Regions from separate parts of the Homo sapiens genome. Here region 2 is linked to region 1. A link is a loop called in an ENCODE intact Hi-C map of the cell type or tissue named here. Cell type or tissue: A673. All regions are shown on one strand.

Region 1 (8,000 bases):
TTTTTTCCGGAGTTGATCATTGTTATTTGTAGGAGGGTTAGTCTGATGAGAGCTACTGTGACAAAACTGGAAGTAAACCCAAAGATTCTTTAAATTTTTTATCACTAAAAAATCGTTATGGGCTGGGTGCTGTGGCTCATGCCTGTAATCCTAGGACTTTGGGAAGCTAAAATGGGTGGATTGCTTGAGCCCAGGAGTTTGAGACCAGGCTGGGCAACATAGTGAAACTCAATTTCTACAAAAAATACAAAACTTAGCTGGGTGTGGTGGCATGTGCCTATAGTCCCAGTTACTCAGGAGGATGAGGCAGGTGGATTGCTTGAGCCTGGGAGGTTGAGGCTACAGTGAACCGTGAGCATGCCATTGCACTGTAACCTGGGTGACAGCGAGACCCTGACTCAAAAAAAAAGGAATTTAACTCTTCCAGTTTTAGCCACATTCTCTGACATTCTCTAAGTTTTGATTTGCAACGTCTTTATTTTCTAAGTATCTGGCAATATTTTTTACGTGTTCCTGATCAAATAGTTAGAAGTGTACTTTTTTTTAGTTTCTAAGCAGTAGGGTTTTTTGTTTTATGAGTTTTTTTTTTTTTTTTTTTTTTTTTGAGACAGAGTCTTGCTCTGTCACCCAGGCTGGAGTGCAGTGGCACGATCTCGGCTCACTGCAACCTCCGCCTCCCAGGTTCAAGTGATTCTCATGCCTCAGCCTCCCAAATAGCTGGGATCACAGGCACCTGCCACAACGCCCAGCTTATTTTTATATTTTAGTAGAGATGGGGTTTCACCATGTTGGCCAGGCTAGTCTTGAATGCCTGACCCCGAGTGATCCACCTGCCTCGGCTTCCCAAAGTGCTGGGATTATAGTCATGAGCCACCGCGCCCGGCCTGTTTATATTTTTAATATGAGTTTAGTTTTATTGTATTTCGGTCCAAAACTGTGGTCTGTGCAATTTCTATTCCTTTGAATTTTGCTAGGGACTTTTGGTTGCTGAGTATTTGAAAATTTTGTCTATTTAAGAAGGTTATATATCAATTAATGCTACCTCATTAACAGCACTTACTTGTCACCACAGAAAGTCAAAGTAAGCATTTAGAGTATTCGTGGTATTCAAACTTTTTTTTGGTGCCACAGAAGCTTTTGTTTGAAACAAATAAAACACTTATTCACTTACACATAAAACAGATCAGAGAACAGTTCTGGTTATATGGGGGCGTGGAGTGGAGCAGCAGGAGGCTAGAGACTAACTTGCTAGATTCTTTCTTTTCTTTGGCTAACTGTGGAGTTCCTTAAAAGTGAAAGATGTTGGAAAAAGAGTGGTTTTGAGAGATGTGATGTGAAGAAGAACTCAACCTGCTGCTGCTGCTTTTGACGATGGAAGAAGAGGCCAAGAGCCAAGGAGTGCGGCAGCCTCTGGAAGCTTGGAACAGCCCTCAGCTTACAGTCAGCAGAATGACAGAGACCTCGGGCTCACAACCACAAGGAACTGCATTCCACCAATAGCGCAAATGAGCAAAAAATATTTTCCTCTAGGCTCCAGAAAGGAATGCAGCCTGCTGACACCTTGATTTTAGTCTGATGAGACTATACCAGTCTTTTGACCTACAGAACTATAAGATAATACATTTAGGTTGTTTTAAGTCACTAAGTTTGTGGTAATTTGCTCTGACAGAAATAGAAAACTAACACGCCAGTCCAATTTTTAACATTTTAACCACATCCCTACCTTGTCCATTCAAGGCAAGTTTCTGGCGGTTCTGTTATTATTATAGAAAACACAGGTCCAGATGTATAAGATATAATCAATACATTCAGCATTAAAAAAATGGTAATATATTAAATGACTTTAAATACTGTGCATAAAGTTAATTATACCAGTATTTCTAGAAATTTGTCATACTTTCATTTGGGAATTATTTTGGTATTATTCTTCTGAATCAGGTAACAACCTCATTTTTTTTTTTTTTTTGGAGACAGAGTCTCACTCTGTTGCCCAGGCTGGAGTGCAATGGCATGATCTCAGCTCACTGCAACCTCTGCCTCCTGGGTTCAAGCAATTTTTGTGCCCCAGCCTCCTGAGTGGCTGGGATTACAGGCATGAGCCACTATACCCAGCTAATTTCTGTATTTTTAGTAGAGAGGGGAGTTTCACCATGTTGGCCACATTGGTCTTGAACTCCCAACCTCAGATGATCTGCCCGCCTGAGCCTCCCAAAGTGCTGGGATTATAGGCGTGAGCCACCGTGCCCGGCCCAAGCTCATTCTTGTTTTAAAAACAGAGCCATCGGATGATCTCAGATTTTTAAGCCTTCCAAGGATGTGAAAAGCATGTCCCTAAATCAAATCAAGAACTCTCCTTCAATAGCTGGCTTTCACAGAGATACTCACTTATTAAGGTCAACTTCATAAGTCTGCATATGAGGTTTGTCTCCAGCCTTGTCTGGGTCCCATCGATAGATGGCAAATTTCTTGATACGGGGAGCTGTGGCTGCAGCTGTCTGGGCTCCTCGGGAGGCCTGAAATTTTTTAAAGTTCACAAAAAGGAAAAAAAAATTAGAAATACAAGATAATTCCATTTTGCTGGCACAACAGATGTAACGCTGGATATAAACTCACACATTACTGACACATAATCTTCTTAGAAAAGGCAGGCATTCAATATCCAACAAGTATTAAGCACCTATCATATGCTAATATATCAGACATGGTATTAGGGGCTAGTGACACAGCACTTAATACACAAAAACCTTCATCTTCACAGAACTTACTTTGTAGTGAACAAGAGTTAAATTAAACATTCACGATGAATATAAAGAGCGATACTGTTGGGAAAGTACAGGGAGCTCTGGATGAATACAGCAGAGACTTCAATGAGTGAAGAGTCAGAGAAGGCTTCCTCACATGTCATCTAAGTGGAGGCTTGACAAACCAGAATTAAGGGGAAGGAGTGTGGGGTGTGGTCTGAGGGTGGTGGCTCATGCCTGCAGTCTCAGCACTTTGGGAGGCAGAAGTGAGAGAATTGCTTGAGCCCATGAGTTTGAGAGCAGTCTGGGAAACATGGCAAAACCCCATCTCTACAAAAAATAAAAAAATTAGCTGGGTGTCGTAGTGTGCGTCTCAGGAGGCAGAAGTGGGAGGACTGCTTGGGCCCGAGAGGTTGAGGCTGCAGTGAGCCAAGATCATGCCACTGCACTCTAGCCTGGGCAACAGAGTGAGACTCTTTTTCAAAAATACAAAATAAAAAAGAAAAAAAGAAAGAAAAGACTATACTCCAGGACTGCTAATTTTTAAAATAAACTGATATAGAAAAGTAAAAACTCGGAAGGTTAATTGACTAATTACAAAAAGATGCAGTGGTGTTTATTACTGAGGCAGGAGAACAGGGTTTAGAGACAGGGAGTCTTCACTACAGCCTCTGATTCGTCTCGGGCCAAGTCTTCATTTGCATAGGGTGTAACTAATAGGAAACCCGTACAGGGTACTTTAATCCCAGAAGACTGTGCAGCTGGGGCTCTTGAACCACTTGCTCAATCCCACTCCTACTCTATGGAGTGTACTTTCATTTCAATAAATCTATGCTTTCGTCTTCTGTTGCTTTGCTTGTGTGTTTTGTCCAATTTTTTGTTCAACATGCTAAAAACCTTGACGACTTGTGGTCAAGACCGTCTACCAGTAACATTATTTCTTGGTAAAGTGTCCCGTATTAACTGAAGCTGAAAATACAAACATCAGCTAACAGTAGAAAAGAAGAAAATATATGAAGAAAATGAAAGTTAAGATGAAAGCTATGTTTTACCTTATCACCAAGCTGGCTAAAATCATCAACAAAAGGAAAGCCATTTCTACAAATGTTTTTCACCGGGAACCCCATTTTGTAAACTGACATGAACATCTAATGCCACCTTGTGGTATTTGGGAGGAAGTGAGAGGAAAGATTCCTGAAGGTATCAACTCCAGTGGACTTTGCTTGCTTAATGTCCCATTTTTTTTTTGGTCTTTTTTCTGTGAGATTTAATAAGGTATAATTCATTATAATAAAATTCACTAATTTTAAGGGTATAATGAGTTTTGACAAAGCAATGTAATCCTACCACAATTACAACAGAGTATTTCCATCCAAAAAGGTCTTTTGTGCCCTTGATGGCAAACATAAGTCCCCTTTTCCTACCCTTAGCAACTGATCAGCTATCATCACGAGTCTGCCTTTTACAGAATTCATATAAATGGCATCATACGGTACGTAGTCTCATGTCTAGCTTCTTTCACTCAACATAATGCTTCTGAGATTCATATGTTACTGCATATAACCATAGTTAAATGCTTTTTTAAAAAATTAAACTATTTATTTATTTATTTATCTTTGAGACTGAGTTTTGCTCTTGTTGCCCAGGCTGGAGTGCAATGGTGCAATCTTGGCTCACCACAACCTCCGCCTCCCCGGTTCAAGCAATTCTCCTGCCTCAGTCTCCCGAGTAGCTGGGATTACAGGCATGTGCTACCAGGCCCGGCTAATTTTGTATTTTTAGTAGAGATGTGGTTTGTCTATGTTGGTCAGGGTAGTCTCAAACTCCCAACCTCAGGTGATCTGCCTGCCTTGGCCTCCCAAACTGCTAGGATTACAGGCGTGAGCCACCGTGCCTGGCCAACCTTTTTATTTTTTAATAATTATAGATTCATATGCATTTATAGAAAATAATACTGAGGCCAGGTGCAGTGGCTCACACCTGTATCCCAGTACTTTGGGAGGCCAAGACAGACGAATCACTTGAGGTCAGGAGTTCAAGACCAGCCTGGCCAACATGGTGAAACTCCGTCTCTACTAAAGATACAAAAATTAGCCCGGTGTGGTGGCACATGTCTGTAATCCCAGCTACTCGGGAGGCAGAGGCAGGAGAATCGCTTGACCCTGGGAGACGGAGATTGCAGTGAGCCAAGATTGCGCCACTGCACTCCAGCCTGGGTGACAGAGTGAGACGCTGTTTCAAAGAAACAAAACAAAACAAAAAGAAGAAAATAATACTGAGACTCCACATACTCTTCTCACCTGTAATCCCAGCACTTTGGGAGGCTGAGGTTGGGAAATCACCTGAGATCAGGGATTCAAGACCAGCCCAGCCAACATGGTGAAACCCCGTCCCTACTAAAAATACAAAAAAACGAATTAGCAGGGTGTGGTGGCGTGTGCCTGTAATCCCAGCTACTAGGGAGGCTGAGGCAGGAGAATGGCTTGAACTTGGGAGGTAAAGGTTGCAGTGAGCTAAGACTGTGCCACTGTATACCACCCTGGGTGACAAAGTGAAACTCAAGCTAAAAAAAAAAAAAAAAGAGAGAGAGTTTTGCTCTGTCACTGATTGTGCAGTGGCATGATCACAGCTCACTGCAGCCTCAACCTTCTGGACTCAAGCGATCCTCCCATCTCAGCTTCCCCAGTAGCTAGGACTACAGGCATGCGCCACCATGCCCAGTTAGTTTTTTTACATTTATTTTTGTAGAGATAGGGGTCTCACTGTGTTGCCTAGGCTGGTCTTGAACTCCTGGCCCCAAGTGATCCTCTGCCTGGCCCTCCCGAAGAGTTGGGATATAGGCATGAGCCACCATGCCAGGGCCCACATACTCTTTACCCAGTCTCCCCAACAGGAACATCTTGCAAACTGTAGCACACCAGCACAACCAGAATACTGACAGTGCTAGTCAAGATAGGGGACATTCCCATAAGCACAGGATCACTAACATTGCCCTTTTATAGCCCTGTCCACTTCCTCCCACCCTACCTCCCCTGTACTCCGTAAGCCCTAGCAATCACTAATCTGTTCTCTACTTCTCAAATTCGGTCATTTCAAGAATGTTATATCAATATAATCATCTGGTATGTAGCCTTTTGGAATTGGCTTTTTTTATTCAGCCGAATTCTCCGGAGATTCATCCAAGTTGCTGTGTACAGCAATAGCTTTTTTCTTGTTATAGCTGAGTAGCACTCCAAGGTATCATGTACCACAATTTGCTTAACCATGTAACTACTGAGGGACATTGGGGGTGTTCTAATTTTTGGTGACATGAATAAAGCTGAGATGAACATTTGTGGACAAATTTCTGTGTGAACGTTACATCTTCATTTCTCAGGATAAACACCCAGGTGTGTAATTGTTGGGCTGTATGGTAGCTACAAGTTTAGTTTTTTTTAAGCAACTGACAAAACTATTTTCCAGAGTGGGTGGCTGCTGTGCCTGAGGCAGATAGTAGGGTAAGTGGGACAATATGCCTTTTAAAAAATGGGGCTACTTCAAGTTTTTACTTCTAATTTGGACACTTTTATTTTTCATTTATTTTTTAAAATATTTATTTATTTATTTATTTTGAGATGGGGTCTCACTCTTGTCCCCCAGGCTGGAGTACAATGGCGCGATCTCGGCTCACTGCAACCTCCACCTCCCGACTTCAAGTGATTCTTCTGCCTCAGCCTCCTGAGTAGCTGGGACTACAGGTGCCTGCCACCACGCCGAGCTAATTTTTATATTTTTAGTAGAGACGGGGTTTCACCATGTTGGCCAGGCTGGTCTTGAACTCCTGACCTCAGGTGATCCGCCTGCCTTGGCCTCCCAAAGTGCTGGGATTATAGGTACAGGCCACCTTGCCCGGCCTTTATTTTTTATTTTTATAGACACATGGTCTAGCTTTATTGCCCAGGCTGGAGATCATGGCTCACTGCAGCCTTTAACTCCTGGGCTCAGGCGATCATCCTGACTCAGCCTCCCAAGTAGCTGGGACTATAGGTGCACACCATCATGTCCAGCTAATTTTTGTAGAGACAGGGTCTTGCCATGTTGGCTAAGCTGGTATGGAATTTCTGGGCTTAAGCAATCCTCCCATCTCAGCCTCCCAAAGTGTTGGGATTACAGGTGTGAGCCATTGTGTCTGGCCCTAACTTGGACTTTTTTTTTTCTTTTTTGGAGAGTCTCATTCTGTTGCTCAGGCTGGAGTGCAGTGGCGCGATCTTGGATCGCTGCAACCTCCACCCCTCAGGCTCATGCAATTCTCCTGTCTCAGCCACCCGGGTAGCTGGGATTACAGGCATGTGCCATAAAGTCCAGCTAATTTTTGTATTTTTAGTACAGACAAGGTTTTGCCATTTGGCCAGGCTGGGCTCAAACTCCTGGCCTCAAGTGATCCACCTGCCTCAGCGTTCCAAAGTGTTGGGATTACAGGTGTGAGCAACCGCGCCTGGCCCCTAACCGGGCTTTAAACAGAATCTGGGACTGGAGCATAATCCCCTAGTTCTTTTTTTTTTTTTTTTTTTTTTTTTTTTTTGTGAGACAGTCTCACTCTGTCACCCAGGCTGGAGTGGAGTGGCGAGATCTCTCTGCCTCCTGGGTTCAAGCAATTCTCCTGCCTCAGCCTCCCAAGTAGCTGGGATTACAGGCGCGTGTCACACGCCCGGCTAACTTTTTTGTATTTTTAGTAGGGATGGGGTTTCACCGTTTTAGCCAGGATGGTCTTGAACTCCTGATGTCGTGATCCACCTGCCTCAGCCTCCCAAAGTGCTGGATTACATACAGGTGTGAGCCACTGTGCCAGGCATAACCCCCTAGTTCTAAAGCCTGATTTAGTATTGTCAGTGGGCAACAGGCATTAGGCTCTATCAAGCTGGGTATCAGAACCACAAGGCCTGTGGGATGACTGTGGTTACCTGCAATGAGGTTTTCCCTTCAACATTTCTTTATAACATTTAAATATCTGTTTCATATCCACTCTACACGGATAATTGATCACGTATTATCTTTCCAAAAGAGACTAAGTTTGTATTAGAGCTAATTTAAATTTTTAAAAAGTCTTATCATATGAATGATGTGAAATAAGAGCAATGCCAGGATGTACTACACTGAATATCTAAGTCGACATATCCCAACATCAGTTTTGGAGTGCCCCAAAATGTCATCATTTTTTTTTTTTCAGTACAACTAATTTAAATTTGTTTTGTGTCAAAAATGTATTTTATAGGCCAGGCG
Region 2 (8,000 bases), 83 kb before region 1:
ACAGCCACCTAAGTCTGTCTGACTCCAAAGCCCACAGGCTACCCGCTCTGCCTTTTCCGGCTGTTTCATTGCCATGAATCTGTTGTGTGGCCTGAACCAAGTCACGTCATCTCTGTGCCTCAGAGCGCTCATGAGAGATGGGCTAGCACAGCCGAGCATGTATGAAGGGCCCTGGCACAGGTCCTGGCAACCAGCTGCTCAGTAGATGGGTTTCCAGTGAAACTGGTGACCGTGAGAGGTTGACTCTCTAAATGGCAGGGGTGGCTTTGTGTCTGTGTGACCATGCATCCCATCAGGAAATGATATTTTAGTGCATGCCCCCATTGTGTGCAAATTTATTGATAAATTATGGGCAAGGGCGGCAATGTAGCCTAGTGGTTAAGGGAACAGCCTCTGGACACAGCTCCCTTTGGAACCAGTGGGCACTTAACCTTCCTGGCTGTTCACTGTGTTCTCAAGTGCAGCCCACAGCCCCCGTGTGGCCCCGTGTGGTATGCCTCCCCGCCTTTCCCCCACCCCCCAGGGCTGTGAGTACATGTGATTAATAAGCTGCTGTCAAGCTATTAAAAACAAAAAACAAAAAAAAAAACAGAAACAAAAACAGCCGGGCGCAGTGGCTCACACCTGTAATCCCAGCACTTTGGGAGGCCGAGGCTGGCAGATCACTTGAGGCCAGGAGTTCGAGAGCAGTCTGGCTAACATGGCAAAACTCTGTCTCTACTAAAAATACAAAAATTAGCTGGGCATGGTGGTGCTCACCTGTAATCCCAGCTACTCGGAGGCTGAGGTGGGAGGATCACTTGAACCCAGGAGGCAGAGGTTACAGTGAGCTGAGATTGCCCCACTGCACTCCAGCCTGGGTGACAGAGCTAGACTCTGTCTCCAAAAACAAACAAACAAAAACCCACAAAAACAACAAAAAAAACAGCCTTTGGAGCTAGAGTGCCTGGCTTTGAATCCCAGCTCTGCAGTTTACTAACTCTGGCCTTGGACAAGTTACTTAGCATCTCTGTGCCTGTTTCATCTTCTGTAAAGTGAGATCGATTCATAGAGTAGTAATTAGAGTTAATATTTTTTGGAAAGTTACTTAGTGCCTGGCACTGATAAGCCCTATGTATTCAAATGCCAGCTGTTATTACTAATAAACTATGGGCATTACAAGGCTTGTATAAAGAATAAAGAGATTAATAAACAAGTTCTAGTATTTCCTCCCACGGGGATGTTTTTGCACCGCCTGCTTGAGTGGCGAGCACTAAAGGAGAAAGGGTTGTACTGACCACACAGTCAGGGATGGTGGGCTCCAGTCTGGGCCTTAGGGGTGGGGCGTCGGGTTGGGAGAGGTCTTGCCGACCTCCACCTCCTGGCATCACTCCAGCTCCAGGTAGCCCAGCGGAAGCTGCAGGAACAAGAAGGCGAGTTCCGGACCCGCGAGCGACGCCTGCTGGGCTCCCTGGAGGAGGCGCGTGGCACTGAAAAGCAGCAGCTGGACCACGCCCGCGGCCTGGAGCTGAAGCTGGAGGCGGCGCGGGCCGAGGCTGCAGAGCTGGGCCTGCGGCTGAGCGCAGCCGAGGGCCGGGCACAAGGCCTGGAGGCCGAGCTGGCCCGCGTGGAGGTGCAGCGGCGCGCGGCGGAGGCCCAGCTGGGTGGCCTGCGCTCGGCTCTGCGCCGGGGCCTCGGCCTCGGTCGCGCGCCCAGCCCAGCCCCGCGGCCAGTGCCCGGTTCCCCTGCCCGGGACGCACCCGCAGAAGGTAAGGGCAGTGCCGCGCGCAGGGAAGGGGGGAGGTGGGCGGGCCGCACTGAGGCCCCGCCCCCACATGGCAGGGTGTTTTTGTTTTTGTTTTTGTTTTTTTTCAAGGAGCCCACCACACCTCTCCACTGAGGTCCACTTCTTAGCCCCGTCCCCTCACCGAGACCCCTCCCTTCACTGATCTGTGCTTCTCAAGGGCGCTTCTTTTTTCTTTAGACCAGGCCTCATCTGTTTCCCGGGCTCAAGTGGTCCTCCCTCCTCAGCCTCCTGAGTAGCTGGGACTACAGGTGTGCCACCACGCCCAGCTAATTTTTGTAGTTTTTGTGGAGACGGGGTCTCACTATGTTGCCCAGGCTGGTCTTAAACTCCTGGCCTCAAGCGATCCTCCTGTCTCAGCCTCTCAGGGTTGGGATTAGAGGCATGAGCCACGGCACCCGGTCTAGGCCACTTATTTTTTTGGGGAAGTGGGGTGATTCTTTTTTTTCAACTTTTGAGACAGGATCTCACTCTGTCACCTCAGTTGAAGTGCAGTAGTGTGATCTTGGCTCCCTCTGCCTTGGCAGCCTGTGCCTCCTGGGCTCAAGTGATTCTCCCACCTCAACCTCCTTTGTAGCTGAGACTACAGGTGTGCACTACAATGTCTGCTTAATTTTTGTGTTTTTAGTAGAGATGGGGTTTTGCCATATTGCCCAGGCTAGTCTTGAACTCCTGGACTCAAGCGATCCTCCCACTGGGATTACAGGCGTGAGCCACCGTGCCTTTCCTGGACCGGGGGCTGGAGGGCTCTTAATGCCTTTGACTCCTTATCTGATTTTCTGAGCTTCCATCCTGCCATATACTCCCACATACTTTCAGTCATCTCTAGGTTACTTAGGATACCAAATACAGCTAAGTGGAAATCTTACACTTGTTACACTGTATTGTTTTTAATTATTCTTTTTGTTTTTTTTTGAGATGGCGTCTTGCTCTGTTGCCCAAGCTGGAGTGCAGTAGCACGATCTCGGCTCACTGCAACCTCTGCCTCCTGGGTTCAAGTGATTCTCCTGCCTCAGCCCCCTGAGTAGCTGGGAGACTACAGGCGTGTGCCACCACGCCTGGCTAATTTTTGTATTTTTAGTAGAGACGGGGTTTCAAGGCTGGGCGCGGTGGCTCATGCCTGTAATCCCAGCACTTTGGGAGGCAGAGGTGGGCGGATCACGAGGTCAGGAGATCGAGACCACAGTGAAACCCCGTCTCTACTAAAAATACAAAAAAAATTAGCTGGGCACAGTGGCAGGCACCTGTAGTCCCAGCTACTCGGGAGGCTGAGGCAGGAGAATGGCGTGAACCCGGAAGATGGAGCTTGCAGTGAGCTGAGATCCCGCCACTGCACTCCAGCCTGGGCGACAGAGCTAGACTCCGTCTCAAAAAAAAAAAAAAAAAAAAAAAAAAACAGGATTTCAGCATGTTGGTCAGGCTAGTCTTGAACTCCTGACCTTACGTGATCTGCCCACCTCAGCCTCCCAAAGTGCTGGGATTAAAGGCATGAGACACTGTGCCCGGCACACCTGGCTAATTTTTGTGTATGTGTGTGTGTGTATATAAATATACATATATATATATGTATATTTTTTTTTTTTAGGAGAGATGGGGTTTCACCATGTTGGACAGGCTGGTCTCAAACTCCTGACCTCCAGTCGGGATGATCTGGGAACAGATGATGGTGATGGCTGCACAACAGTGTGAATGTAATTCATGCCGCTCAGTTGTACACTTAAAAATGATGAAAATGGCCAGACACGTTGGCTCATGTTTGTAATCCCAGCACTCTGCGAGGCCGGAGCGGGTGGATCACTCGAGGCCAGGAGTTCAAGACCAGCCTAGCCAACATGGTGAAACCCTGTCTCTACTAAAAATACAAAAAATTAGTCAAGTGTGGTGGCAGACGCCTGTAATCCCAGCTACTCGGGAGGCTGAGGCAGGAGAATCTCTTGAAACCAGGAGGCAGAGGTTGTGGTGAGCCGAGATCGCACCATTGCACTCTAGACTGGGCAACAAGAGCGAAACTCCGTCTCAGAAAAAAAAAAAAAAAAAAAATTGGGCAAAGCCAAGGTAGGGGCTAGGGCAGTTCATGCGGGGGCAGCAGGTGCCTCACTGAGGAGGTGATGGGTAAGGGGAGAACGTGAGCGAGCAGCTGGGAGGGGGACTCGGGGCGAGTAGGGAGGTCCTGAGTGGAGGTGCGCCTGTCCTGTGGACAGCAGGGGCCAGCAGTCCCAGAGCATCAAGCAGGGGGGTGAGATTTGGGGACGAAGGGCTTGCTCCAATAGACATTATAGGCCTCTACGGGGACTTTTACCCTGAGACGATGGGACCTTCTAGAGCTGGAGGCCCCCAGGGGCAGGCCTGCTTCTTTGGGAACCTCTGAGCGAGGCCTTTTGGGTGGTGACCAAGTTCATGGCTGCGGAGCAGTTTTGGTGTCCCTCTGCGGCCAAGGCAGGATGCTCATGGCAGGACCCGTGTCCTGCAGTTCCAGTGCCAGCCTCCAGGTAGTGCCCTGGTTCCACCCGCCCTGCCCCCTCCACCTCCCCGGGCCATCACTCCAAGCAGGAGTGCTGCCAGGGAGTCGGGCTGCCTGGATTCCCATCTCAGCCCTGAAACTTCCCAGCATTGAGAACAACCAAATCACTTTGTTTTTGTTTTTTTTTGAGCCCAAGTCTCGCTCTATTGCCTATGCTGGAGTGCAATGGCGCGATCTCGACTCACTGCAACCTCCGCCTGCTGGGTTCAAGCGATTCTCCTGCCTCAGCCTCCTGAGTAGCTGGGACTACAGGCGTGCACCACTGCACCCAGCTAATTTTTTGTATTTTTAGTAGAGATGGGGGTTTCACCATGTTGGCCAGGCTGGTCTTGAACTCCTGACCTCAGGTGATCTGCCCGCCTCGGCCTCCCACCAGAGTGCTGGGATTACAGGTCTGAGCCACCGTGCCGGGCCCACTTTTTTCTTTTTCTTTTCTTTTCTTTTTTCTTTATTTTTTTTTTTTTTTGAGACAGAGTCTCTCTCTGTTGCCCAGGCTGGAGTGCAGCACAGTCTCAGCTCACTACAACCTCTGTCTCCAGGGTTCAAGTGCTTTTCCTGCCTCAGCCTCCAGACCTCAGCCTCCCAGGTAGCTGGGACTATAAGCGTGGGCCACCATGCTCAGCTAATTTTTCTCTTTTCTTTTCTTTTCTTTTCCTTTCTTTTCCTTCCTTCCTTACTTTCTTTTCTTTTCTTTCCTCTTCTTTCTTCTTTTTTTTGACCGAGTCTCACTCTGTTGCCCAGGCTGGAGTGTAATGGTGCAGTCTTAGCTCACTGCAACCTCTGCCTCCCAGGTCCCAGTTCAAGCAATTCTCCTGCCTCAGCCTCCTGAGTAGCTGGGATTACAGGCGCCCGCCACCACACCTAATTTTTGTATTTTTAGTAGAGACGGGTTTTCACCATGTTGGCCAGGCCGGTCTCGAACTGCTGACCTCGTGATCTGCCCACCTCGGCATCCCAAAGTGCTGGGATTACAGGTGTGAGCCACTGCTCCCAGTCTTTTCTTTCTTCTTTTTTTGAGACGGAGTCTCGCTGTGTTACCCAGGCTGGAGTGCAGCGGTTCGATTAGGAACACTGCGAGCTCCGCTTCCCGGGTTTAAGCAATTCTCCAACCTCAGCTTCTCGAATAGCTGGGATTACAGGTGCATGCCACCACGCCCAGCTAATTTTTGTATTTTTAGTAGAGATGGGGTTTCACTAGTTGGCAGGCTGGTCTCGAACTCCTGACCTCAGGTGATCCACCTGCCTTGGCCTCCCAGAGTGCTGGGATTACAGGCATGAGACACCGCACCTGGCCAATTTTTGTATTTTCAGTAGAGACGGGGTTTTACCATGTTGGCCAGGCTTGCCTTGAACTCCTGACCTCAAGTGATCCGCCTGCCTCGGACCCCACAGTGCTGGGATTACAGGTGTGAGCCACCACACCCAGTCAACAGAACAAGCAAATCACTTAACTGCTTTGTGCCAGCCTTGCCTGGGAAGAGGGTAAATTGTTCCTTACCTGTCAGGAAGTTGTTGTGAAGATGAAGTGCCTAGCACAGTGGGCACTCAGTATGGAGAGACTTGAGGTGATGCAGCAACCACCCTTGCACTGGGCCCTGGGAACAGTGGTGGATGGAAGAGACGAGGCCCAGCCCTCATGGTGCTCCTGGTCGGGGTGGGGGTGGCAGACATCAGACCCCGCTGAGGGTGGGATGAGCTCACTGTAATCCAGCCTGTGGCCAGAGAGGCCTCTGAGGGAGAGGGATGGCCCTAAAGGATGGGCCAGGCAAAGAGAGGCCATGGGGAGAAGGGGAGCAGCATGTACAGAGGCCCTGGAGCTGGGACAAAGAATGTTCTAGAACATGGGAGATGCAGGGTGGCCAGTTTGTAAAGGGTGAGAGGGTTTCAGCTGGGATGGGCAAGAAGACCCCTAAGCTATAGCAGAGAAGTTGGGCTTGATTCTGAGGGCTGTTGGGAAAGGCAGGGATGACAGTGAGTGAGATGTGTGGGAGGCCCGTGGCTTCTGCATCACTGAGCAAGTCTTCTTTCTCTTCTAGGAAGCGGGGAAGGGCTCAACAGCCCCAGCACCTTAGAATGCAGCCCTGGGTCCCAGCCACCATCTCCAGGACCTGCCACCTCCCCAGCCTCTCCAGACCTGGACCCGGAGGCAGTGCGCGGGGCCCTCCGGGAATTCCTGCAAGAGCTGCGGAGTGCCCAGAGAGAACGGGTAAGCCTGGGTGTGCATGGCTGGATGGGGAACCTGGAGGGCCCTGGGGAGGTTGCAGGGTGTCAGAGCAGGGGTCTGTCTTTGTTCCCCCATGTCGGGGCTACAGGACGAACTTCGGACCCAGACCAGTGCCCTGAATCGCCAGCTGGCCGAGATGGAGGCTGAGAGGGACAGCGCAACCTCGAGGGCCAGGCAGCTGCAGAAGGCGGTGGCTGAGAGTGAGGAAGGTGAGTCTGATCCTCGGGGTCCCTGTTCTCTCTCCTGTGTTTTGGGCAGTTGAGGCAGGAGCCGGGGGATTGGCCTCTGACCTTGCCGTGGCCCCCATGACCTGACTCGGGGCTGTCTCCAAGAGGACCCTCCTTGGACAGCCTCACCTGTGTGCAGGCCCGCATACTACGAAGGGTGCAGACAGTCTGGCCCTGCACTGGGTGGAGTGCAGGCTGGACATTTTGTGACCTGGTTTGGGTCTCGGGGCTGTGCTTGGCCATGCCTGACGGGGTGGGTGGTGGCTACAGCCCGGCGCAGTGTGGATGGGCGGCTGAGCGGGGTCCAGGCGGAGCTGGCGCTGCAGGAGGAGAGTGTGCGGCGCAGTGAGCGGGAGCGCCGGGCCACGCTGGACCAGGTGGCCACACTGGAGAGGAGCCTGCAGGCCACCGAGAGCGAGCTCCGGGCCAGCCAGGTGGGCAGGAGCTGAGGGCCAGCGGGGCGACGGGGAATCTGTGTACCCGAGTGAGTGTCTAACTCTTATGTGTGTCTCCCTGTGTCTGTCTGCCTGAGTCTCTCTGCAACCCACTGAGGTGACCAGCCTGTGACTCTGTGAAACCATGTTCAGACTCCATCCTCTCATGTCACTTGTGGTCACTAGGCTGTAGAAAAAAGAGCTTGGTCAAGGTGCAGTAGCTCATGCCTGTAATCCTAGCACTTTGGGAGGTCGAGGCAGGTGGATCCCTTGAGCACAGGAGTTTGAGACCAGCCTGGGCAACATGGTGAAACCCCGTCTCTATGAAAAATACTTAGCTGGGCATGGTGGTGTGGGCCTGTAGTCCCAGCTACTCGGGAGGCTGAGGTGGGAAGATCACTGGAGCCCGGTAGGTCGAGGCTGCAATGAGCTGTGATCATGCCACTGCACTCTAGCAAGGCAGAGTGAGACCCTGTAAAAAAGAAAAGAAAAAAAAAAGAAGAAGAAGAAGAAAAGAAAGAGAGCTTGGGCTTTGGGCTGTCATCTGCCTGGTTTTCATTTTCCTAATCTGTAAAAGGAGGAGCAGTGATTACGTCACAGGGTGACACACACAGGCTCTTATCACAGGTGGTACTCAGGGGGCCTCTGTTTTATGTCTCTGTAGTTCTGGGGTTTTTATGTGTGTTTGGGGGACAGCTATGTGTGCCAGTGTGTATGTGCGTCTGTCGGGCAGGAAACTCAGGCCCTGGTGGTGACAGTGCAGCCAAAGCTCCCCTCTGCCCTCCCCAGCCTGTCCCTCTATTACTGCTTC

Evidence for each region. Peaks named below come from ENCODE experiments on the same cell type or tissue, not always from the same donor. Only the 100,000 strongest peaks of a DNase experiment are listed, where the experiment ranks them.
Region 2: it touches region 1 in a loop (13-fold over the local background); 106 of 110 quality-filtered maps call a loop at or near these places.

Annotation. Positions count from the first base shown.
Region 1 is chr1:17,042,376-17,050,375 of GRCh38, forward strand. SDHB (succinate dehydrogenase complex iron sulfur subunit B) reads right to left here. Exons shown (of 8, transcript NM_003000.3): 2 at 2,386-2,513. Among named protein-coding and RNA genes, the nearest start is that of SDHB, 7.7 kb to the right of the region's middle. In A673, CTCF peaks have their summits at 3,890 (motif pointing left) and 4,090; DNase peaks (open chromatin) are centred at 3,456 and 3,896; H3K4me3 peaks cover 567 bases; H3K27ac peaks cover 472 bases.
Region 2 is chr1:16,959,383-16,967,382 of GRCh38, forward strand. It overlaps CROCC (ciliary rootlet coiled-coil, rootletin), which reads left to right. Exons shown (of 37, transcript NM_014675.5): 27 at 1,376-1,748; 28 at 6,341-6,510; 29 at 6,617-6,737; 30 at 7,026-7,189. Among named protein-coding and RNA genes, the nearest start is that of MFAP2, 17 kb to the right of the region's middle. RefSeq lists a silencer at 1,628-1,817. In A673, CTCF peaks have their summits at 1,442 and 4,258; DNase peaks (open chromatin) are centred at 1,479 and 4,289.